Linked DNA regions of Homo sapiens: region 1 is linked to region 2. A link is a contact called in ENCODE Hi-C or POLR2A ChIA-PET data. All regions are on one chromosome and are shown on one strand. The core of a region is the stretch at or near the end of the contact, and the rest is flanking DNA. Distances in the headings are between cores, read along the strand shown. Region 1 has its middle 21 kb from the start of IP6K2. Region 2 holds the start of P4HTM (prolyl 4-hydroxylase, transmembrane).

Evidence for each region. A loop is a pair of places that touch in the nucleus more often than their neighbours do. ChIA-PET counts read pairs that join two places held with the same protein, here RNA polymerase II (POLR2A). Pooled maps may share reads with other maps.
Region 1: a pooled map shows a loop between it and region 2 (4-fold over the local background). The contact joins the enhancer-like site here to the promoter of P4HTM in region 2. A Hi-C loop is called at or near these places in 6 of 50 pooled maps. POLR2A ChIA-PET finds 5 or more read pairs at or near these places in 7 of 52 experiments (B cell, HCT116, OCI-LY7 and 4 more).

The regions. Positions count from the first base shown.
Region 1 is chr3:48,735,790-48,739,780 of GRCh38, forward strand. No RefSeq gene overlaps it. Among named protein-coding and RNA genes, the nearest start is that of IP6K2, 21 kb to the left of the region's middle. RefSeq lists a silencer at 1,757-1,846. Within about 2 kb of position 1,307, at least 4 of the 41 ENCODE cell types and tissues checked have a DNase peak (open chromatin) inside an H3K27ac peak, as active enhancers do.
Region 2 is chr3:48,988,788-48,992,731 of GRCh38, forward strand. P4HTM (prolyl 4-hydroxylase, transmembrane) reads left to right here and starts at 1,454. Exons shown (of 9, transcript NM_177939.3): 1 at 1,454-1,823; 2 at 2,046-2,127. The coding sequence starts at 1,470. LOC124909376 (a long non-coding RNA gene) reads right to left here and starts at 1,085. Exons shown (of 2, transcript XR_007095903.1): 1 at 761-1,085. RefSeq lists enhancers at 174-737, 738-1,300, 1,048-1,207, 1,865-2,426 and a silencer at 1,318-1,697.

The DNA.
Region 1 (3,991 bases), core at 57-2,556, 250 kb before region 2:
CCGAGCCCCACCTCTGGAGTCAAGTACCCACCTCCTACCTAAGTTCTTTTTTTATTTTTATTTTTAAATAGAGACTGGGTCTATATGTTGCCCAGGCTGGTCTTGAACTTCGGGGCTCAAGTGATCTTCCCACCTTGGCCTCCCAAAGTACTGGGATTACAGGTGTGAGTCACTGTATCTGGATCCTGTTTTAGTTCTATCAACTTTTCTAACCTAGATTCAGATATCACACAGTATAATTTCTGCCCCATTCTATTCAATAGAAGCAGTCACTGAAGCTGGCCCATATTTAAGGAGAGGGAGCTTAGATTCCACTTTTTGTGGGAAGAGTATAAAAATATTTGTGGACAGGTTTTATATTATCATCAAAAAGAAGGAACTGGGATAATGCCACTTCATTTGGAGGGCCTGCCACAAAGTTGGAATGAGTAAGAAAAGTGAGATGCAGAAAAGTATGTACAAAATAACCTAAATGTGTACAACAAAGACAAACCACTTTGTGTGAATATGTGTATGCTTTTTTTTTTTTGAGACAGAGTCTCATGATGTCTCCCTGGCTGGAGTGCAATGGCGTGATCTCTCTTAGCTCACTGCAACCTCCGCCTCCCAGTTTCAAGCGATTCTTGTGCCTCAGCCTCCCGAGTAGCTGGGACTACAGGCATGCACCACCATATCCAGCTAATTTTTTGTATTTTAAAAACATTATTTATTTAATTTTTAGATGGAGTTTCGCTCTTGTCACCCAGGCTGGAGTGCAGTGGCACAATCTCGGCTCATTGCAACCTCTCTGCCTCCTGAGTTCAAGTGATTGTCCTGCTTCAGCCTCCCAAGAAGCTGGGATTACAGGCGCCTGCCACCATGCGCAGCTAATTTTTTGTATTTTTAGTAGAGACAGGGTTTCGCCATGTTGGGCAGGCTGGTCTTTAACTCCTGACCTCAGGTGATCCACCTGCCTCAGCCTCCCAAAGTGCTGGGATTACAGGCGTGAGCCACTTGCACCTGGCCGTGTGTATGCTTTTATAATTATATAAGCCAGGAGAAAAGTAGGGAACATACAGTTTGTAAACATGGGTTGCAGAAAATGGTGATAGAAGGGAGGGAAAGGAAAAGAGGAAAAGATAAAAGATTTAAAGGACAGCAGTTATGATGGGTTCTCTCTTATGCAATTAATTATAGGTATATATTTAGCTGGAGGAACGAAGAAATTCTTTAGAGAGGCATCCTTAGGTGACAGAAAGATTAAGAAAATCAAGGAAGTGATGACCTCCTTATCTTAAAACTCAGGATAGGGTAGGGAGGGGTGACTGGTGGGCCACAAGGGGGTGCTGCAGGGCACTGGGAATGTTTTTCATCTGTGTTGGGTTTCTGTTTGGTCTGTGAAAAATAATTGAGCAAAACATCTTTGTTTTATGTACTTTTATGTATTTGTTATATCCTACACTTTAAAAAATTAAATTAAAAAAACAAAACCTGCTGGGCATGGTGGCTCACACCTGTAATCCCAGCACTTTGGGAGGCTGAGGCAGGCGAGTCACTAGGACAGGAGTTCAAGAACAGCCTGGCCAAAATGGTGAAACCCCGTCTCTACTAAAAATACAAAAAATTAGCTGGGTGTGGTGGCACACACCTGTAGTGCCAGCTACTCGAGAGGCTGAGGCAGGAGAATCGCTTAAATCTGGGAGATGGAGGTTGCAGTGAGCTGAGACTGTGCCATTGCACTCTAGCCTGGGTGACAAAGCAAGACTCTGTCTCAAAAAACAAACAAAACCAAAAGCAAAGCAAAATTTGCATAAGGTTCCCAGTGGTTGCAGTGAAGGGACAGTAGATAGGCCTTGGCCTGGACCATTTACGCCTTTGCAAGGCTGGAAGGAAGTTACATGAGCACTCAGCCGAGGGCTAATGTGGCAAAAGTCACATTTCAAAAATAAGACTCTGGCTGTTAATCCTAGAGGGTAATTAAGACTGGGACTAAAGCCAAGTATTAAGTCCAAGGAGGGGAAAGCACTGGAGGGATTTTAAAGAAGAGTTGGGATCTGAGAGTGGACAGATTAGAGGTGATGGCAGTTGGAGACTTCTTCAGGACAGAAGGGTGGTACAACTGGAGAGGGAGTACTGATGAAAAATAAGAGGATGGGCCGGGTGTGGTGGCTCATGCCTGCAATCCCAGCACTTTGGGAGGCCAAGGCGGGCGGATCACATGAGATCAGGAGTTCCAGACCAGACTGGCCAACATGGTGAAGTCCTGTCTCTACTAAAAATACAAAATTAGCAGGACGTGGTGGCCTGCACCTGTAATCCCAGCTATTCAGGAGGCTGAGGTAGGAGAATCCATTGAACCTGGGAGGTGGAGGTTGCAGTGAGCCGAGCTCGTGCCACTGCACTCCAGCCTGAGCAACACAGCGAGACTCCATCTCAAGAAAAAAAAAAAAAAAGACAATATTTGGGACAGCTGTTTCATAGCCTTAGTGGAGATGTCAAGCAGTGGGACAACTAGTTCAGGGTGAAGTGTCCCAGCTGGAAGTATAAATTCAGAGAGAGCAGCATGGTGATAACACTCAAAGCCACACTGTTCCTGACAAAATTCCCTAAGGAGGGAGGGAGGGAGAAGAGCCCAGAGTACAGTCTTGGGTCACTCCAACATTTAACTATGTGTAGTTAAAGGTGGCAACAGAGATGAGGATGATCATAAGAGCTGGAAGGAAAACCAGGAGGGCTGAATGATTCCTGAGAATGTGGTCCTTGAAGCAGGAGGGAGAAGTCAATCCCAGTGAATTTTGCTGGGATTCCAGAGAGCTAGTATGTGCACTGGTTTTGTCAGCGGAAGTCACTGGGGACTGTGCCATGGGCTGTGGCAAGAATGGGAGGTGAGGAAGGGTAATGGCAACCACAGGCAAGTTTCAGAATGGGGCAGGAGCTAGAGGAGGATGGTGGGGAGCAAAGAGGGAGACCGGAGTTTCTGACCCATGGCAAGTCATTGCTGAGGGAGGCAGAGGTGCGAGAGGTTGGAGGACAGGGCTCTAGGGCCAGGCAGCAAGCACTGCAATGGTTTTGGAGATGAAGGGTACAGGTGAGATGCTGAGCACAGACCTCACCTCCAGGATGTAGGTCTTCAGGCCCCTGGCAGAGATGGGCCTCTGATCCCCAAAGAGGACCTCCAAAGGTGGAGGGGGCAAGAGTCTGATGAGGAGGTAGAGGGGTGCTTCTGCACTCCAGGTTCCTTTTCCTGCCCATTCCTTAAACCCGCTGGCTGTTCTTGCTCACCCCCACTCCCTCCTGCCTGGAGTCAGCCCAGGGCCTCCAGCGCTGAAGAACTGGACAGGCAGCTCAGCTCGGAGTTGGGAACACAATGGTCCCACTCGGGCAGAGGTGGGGCTAAGGTCTCTGATGACCCTCAGCTGCACCCACAGCCCTGGGACGTGGGCCATGCAGAGAGGGGTTGGTGGCAAATAATTCCTAGATTTTTTTTTTCCAGAACAAAAGACAGGAAAATTACCAAGAAAAGGATCCCACAAGGCCAGGGTTGGGAGGGTTCCTAGTATATCCTGGACACACACACCCTGTCCCCAGCACGTCCAGGCAGGACAAAGCTGGAGGGGCCAGCTGAGGTATTCCCATTGTGCTAGAAGCCCGCCCAGTGTCAGTGGGCCCCACCCCTGCACTCTTAATATGCCCTTGCATGCACCTGGCCCTTGAACTAGTTCCCCAGTGCCAAGTGAGGGCCTTCCCGGTTTTCAGTTGTGAGGCCAGCTCTGCGTTAGGGGTGGGGGCTGCTTTTGCTGTAAGCCAGAGATACAAACCTTGAGGTGAGCACAAAGGCAGAGACCACAGCAGCGAGTGGACCCCAGACAATTGATTGCAGTTGGGTCTTGGCCCAGCCCAGGTAGGCAAGGGACTCAGGCAATGCCAGGGTCAGTGGGAGTGGACATCCTCCCATAAGCCTGCCATCTTCGTACACAGCTGCAAGCGGAGGCCCAGGATGAGGGTCCCAACC
Region 2 (3,944 bases), core at 204-2,703:
ACAGGAGAATTGCTTGAACCCGGGAGGCGGAGCTTTCGGTGAGCTGAGATCACACCACTGTACTCCAGCCTGGCGACAGAGCGAGACTCTGTATCAAAAAAAAAAAAAAAATTATAATTAAAAAATTAAAACTAAATAATAATAAATAAAAATACAAAAAAAAAAATTGGCCCGCCATGGTGGCGCATGCCAGCTACTTGGTAGGCTGAGGCAGGAGAATTGCTTGAACCCGGAAGGCAGAGGTTGCAGTGAGCCAAGATCGCGCCACTGCACTCCAGCCTGGGCGACAGAGTGAGACTCCGTCACACACACACAAAAAATCTTAGAAGAAAGAGGTGGGCCTGCCCTTGGAGCCCCTGGCCTGCCTTGACTTGAGGGGACTAGAAAATGCAGACTATGCTTTGCTATGGGGAAGGGAGAGGAGATGGGAGTAGAGGTAGTGGGGGTCTTAACCAGGGTAGGGAGAAACCACCAGTGTGACCTGCCTTAAAAGTGTTGCTCTTGCCTGCAAGTCCACCTCGGGGAGGGGGGTCAGCTTCTGCCCTGAGGGCGTGTAGTAATCTCTTCCTGAGGATAACCAGCTCTAGAAGAGCAGGGATGCCTTGGCACTTGACCACTGGTAGGTATGTCCTCCCCCCACCCCCGTTTTTGGTGATAATCTGTTTAATTTTTCTCTGAGGTAATGGTGTCTCAGTTATGGAAGAGTCCCTTCCCGCCTCTTCACACGTGCCAGCTTTGATGCAAGGAGTGTTCCATATACCTGAGCACTGGTTCATTCCTGCGGGCTGCCATGGGGGGCTCACTTTCCTGATGCCAGGGCTCCTCCAGGATGCCCCCTCTGACGGCCTATGAAACCTTGCACATCAGGCAGCTTCTTCCTAAGGCCTGCCTGACTCCGGCGAGACTTCCCGGGAGATCCGGACCGACCGCGGAACCGAGCTCCAAGAATGCCTGCGAGGAGGCTGTGGGTCCTACCCTATCGCCGCTTACGCAGTCCCAGCCTCCGCGGCGCCCCCAAATGCCGCACTGTTGAGTCATCTCAGCGCTGCCTCCTCCGCGCTGCGCTCCCCACCCCCGCTCCTGGAGCAAGAAGATGCAGACGATACTTTTCCCGGAGGCAAGAGGGCGTCTTCACGCAGGCACCGAGAAGCTCCCACTAGTGTATGCCTTAATGGTGCCGCTCTTGTCCGCGTCTACGCTTGGGACCTTGGCTTCTGACTTGGAGAGTGTACAGCTCTGCCCGACGGCAACCCAGCTTGGGAAGAGAAGCCCCAGCGTGGGCTGGGGCTCAAGGCGCAGGAAGGCCGAGCCCGGCGCGGACGCAGGCGGCTCCGGGCGGGCTCAGCACCCCCAGGCACCGTCTCCTAGTGACCGCGGCGCTCGCGGGCCTGGCGGCCGTTGTCCGGGCGACTGCGCAGCGCGGGCACCCCCGCGGCCCCTCCCCTGGGCGCGCGCGCGACCTGGGTGCCATGGCGGCAGCGGCGGTGACAGGCCAGCGGCCTGAGACCGCGGCGGCCGAGGAGGCCTCGAGGCCGCAGTGGGCGCCGCCAGACCACTGCCAGGCTCAGGCGGCGGCCGGGCTGGGCGACGGCGAGGACGCACCGGTGCGTCCGCTGTGCAAGCCCCGCGGCATCTGCTCGCGCGCCTACTTCCTGGTGCTGATGGTGTTCGTGCACCTGTACCTGGGTAACGTGCTGGCGCTGCTGCTCTTCGTGCACTACAGCAACGGCGACGAAAGCAGCGATCCCGGGCCCCAACACCGTGCCCAGGGCCCCGGGCCCGAGCCCACCTTAGGTCCCCTCACCCGGCTGGAGGGCATCAAGGTGAGGACCTCCCTGCCCCGCCGCGCTCCAGGCCCTGCACGGCTGAGCCCGAGAGGACCGGCGCTCAGCCCGGGTCCCCACGCTGCCCCCGGCGCTGCTCTGCGTCGGTCCCGCGCGCTCCCACTCACTCGCCTGCTGTCGCTCTCCGGGCCGGGGCGACTTGGCCCTTCTTGGGCAGCGCGGTCTGGCGCCCCAGCTGCCCGCTGTGCGCCTTTTCCTTAGGTGGGGCACGAGCGTAAGGTCCAGCTGGTCACCGACAGGGATCACTTCATCCGAACCCTCAGCCTCAAGCCGCTGCTCTTCGGTAAGTCCGCCAGATACTCCTGGGAAGGGCCAGGGGCTGCGGTTTGGTGGCCACCTTGAGGCTCGTTGTGACCACGTGACCTCTATTTTGAAAATGGCTGCTTCAGAGCAGCCCTTCCAGAGGATTACCAAAGTGAAGGACCTTCCCCGTCCTCGAAATAGGGTAACACTCCCTCTTATCCCAACTCCCTGCAGTCCATTCTTCCATCACAGGGCTGGCAGGGTGAGCCTGAGGCTGGTGTCTAAACGTTTCATTGCACCTGTCTTCCGTGCCACCATTAATTCTGTCACCTTCTAGAACTGGGAGGAAGGTGGGAGACTGATAACCAGCTTTCTGCCGACCTCAGGACCTCTGGGGAAAATCCCACTGCCGAAGTGGGCCTTGTGGTCTGATGAGAAGCAGGCCGTCCAAATGTAGATAAACTGGTACCCCCCCAGCCTCCTCCACTGGAGTACCAGTCAGAGGCTCAGCTTTTGCTGCCAGCACTCTGAGATTCTTCTTAAGGTGAAGTCTTTGTTCAGCCATCATGGGCAAAGCTTTCTAGGGTGACTCCAGTTGGAGCCACAACATAGCTCATCGTTTCTGAGCTCTAGTTATGTGCTTGCCTTCATATGATTATTTCATTTAATTCCTGCAACCCCTCTGTGAAGTGGGTGTAGATCCTACTCAGGCCAGTGAGGGGGAAAGTTAGGGACAGAGAGCTGCTGTGGCTTGGCCAGGCTGACACGGTTACTTCAGTGGTGAAGCTAGGATTAGAACCCACATAGCCTGCCTCTAAGGCCTATGCAGTAAAGCCACAGTGCGAGCTGTGAAGACCCCAGAGTCCTTCAAAGACCACCAGTGTCAACTGGGTGGGGACCCCTAGTCCCATGGACATTGTCCAGGGTGTTTGTGTAGCCCAGCCCTGGGTACCTGGCCTCCGTGACAAACATATTTGCAAACCCAGGGCCATTCCTGCCTGCCGGGGGATGGAATGGGTTAGGAGCTGGGGCCAAAGTAGAACATCTGAGCACAAGTCATTACCTCCAAGGCAGAGGGTCCTGGTTGGGGATTATGCCTAGACCTGTCAGAATGATGTCATATGCATGCTGTTTGTAGGGAAATAGATTATGCTGTCAGTCCTGTTGTGGGAGAGGCACCCAAAGCTGGTTGTTGTTATTATTACTATTACTATTGAGTAACGTTGAAGTCTGTGCCAGGCACTATTTTAGGTGCCAGGAACACAGCATTGAACTAAATATAAACAATGAAACAAAACCCTGAAGCTGACATTCAAATGAAGAGGAAACAGACAATAAACAAACAAATAAATATATACATTGGTGTGTCAGATGGTGATATGTGATTGCAAACAAGTAAGGCAGATTTTTTTTCTTTTTTCTTTTTTGCCAACATAAAATAGCAGACAGGGCCGGGCGTGGTGGCTCATGTCTATAATCCCAGCACTTTGGGAGGCTGAGGCAGGCAGATCACTTCAGGTCAGGAATTTGAGGCCAGCCTGACCAACATGGTGAAATCTCATCTCTACTAAAAATACAAAAATTAGCCGGGTGTGGTGGTGTACACCTGTAATCCCAGCTGTTCAAGAGGCTGAGGCATGAGAATTACTTGAACCCAGGAGGCAGAGGTTGCAGTGAGCCAAGATCGCACCACTGCATTCCAGCCTGGGCAACAGAGAGAGACCCCTATCTCAAAGAAAAAAAAAAATAGCAGACAGTAAGGCAGAAGTTCAGCTGGGATTAGAACTCTTTTTTTTTTTTTTTTTTTTTAGACTAAGTTTCTCTCTTGTTGTCCAGGCTGGAATGCAATGGTATGAT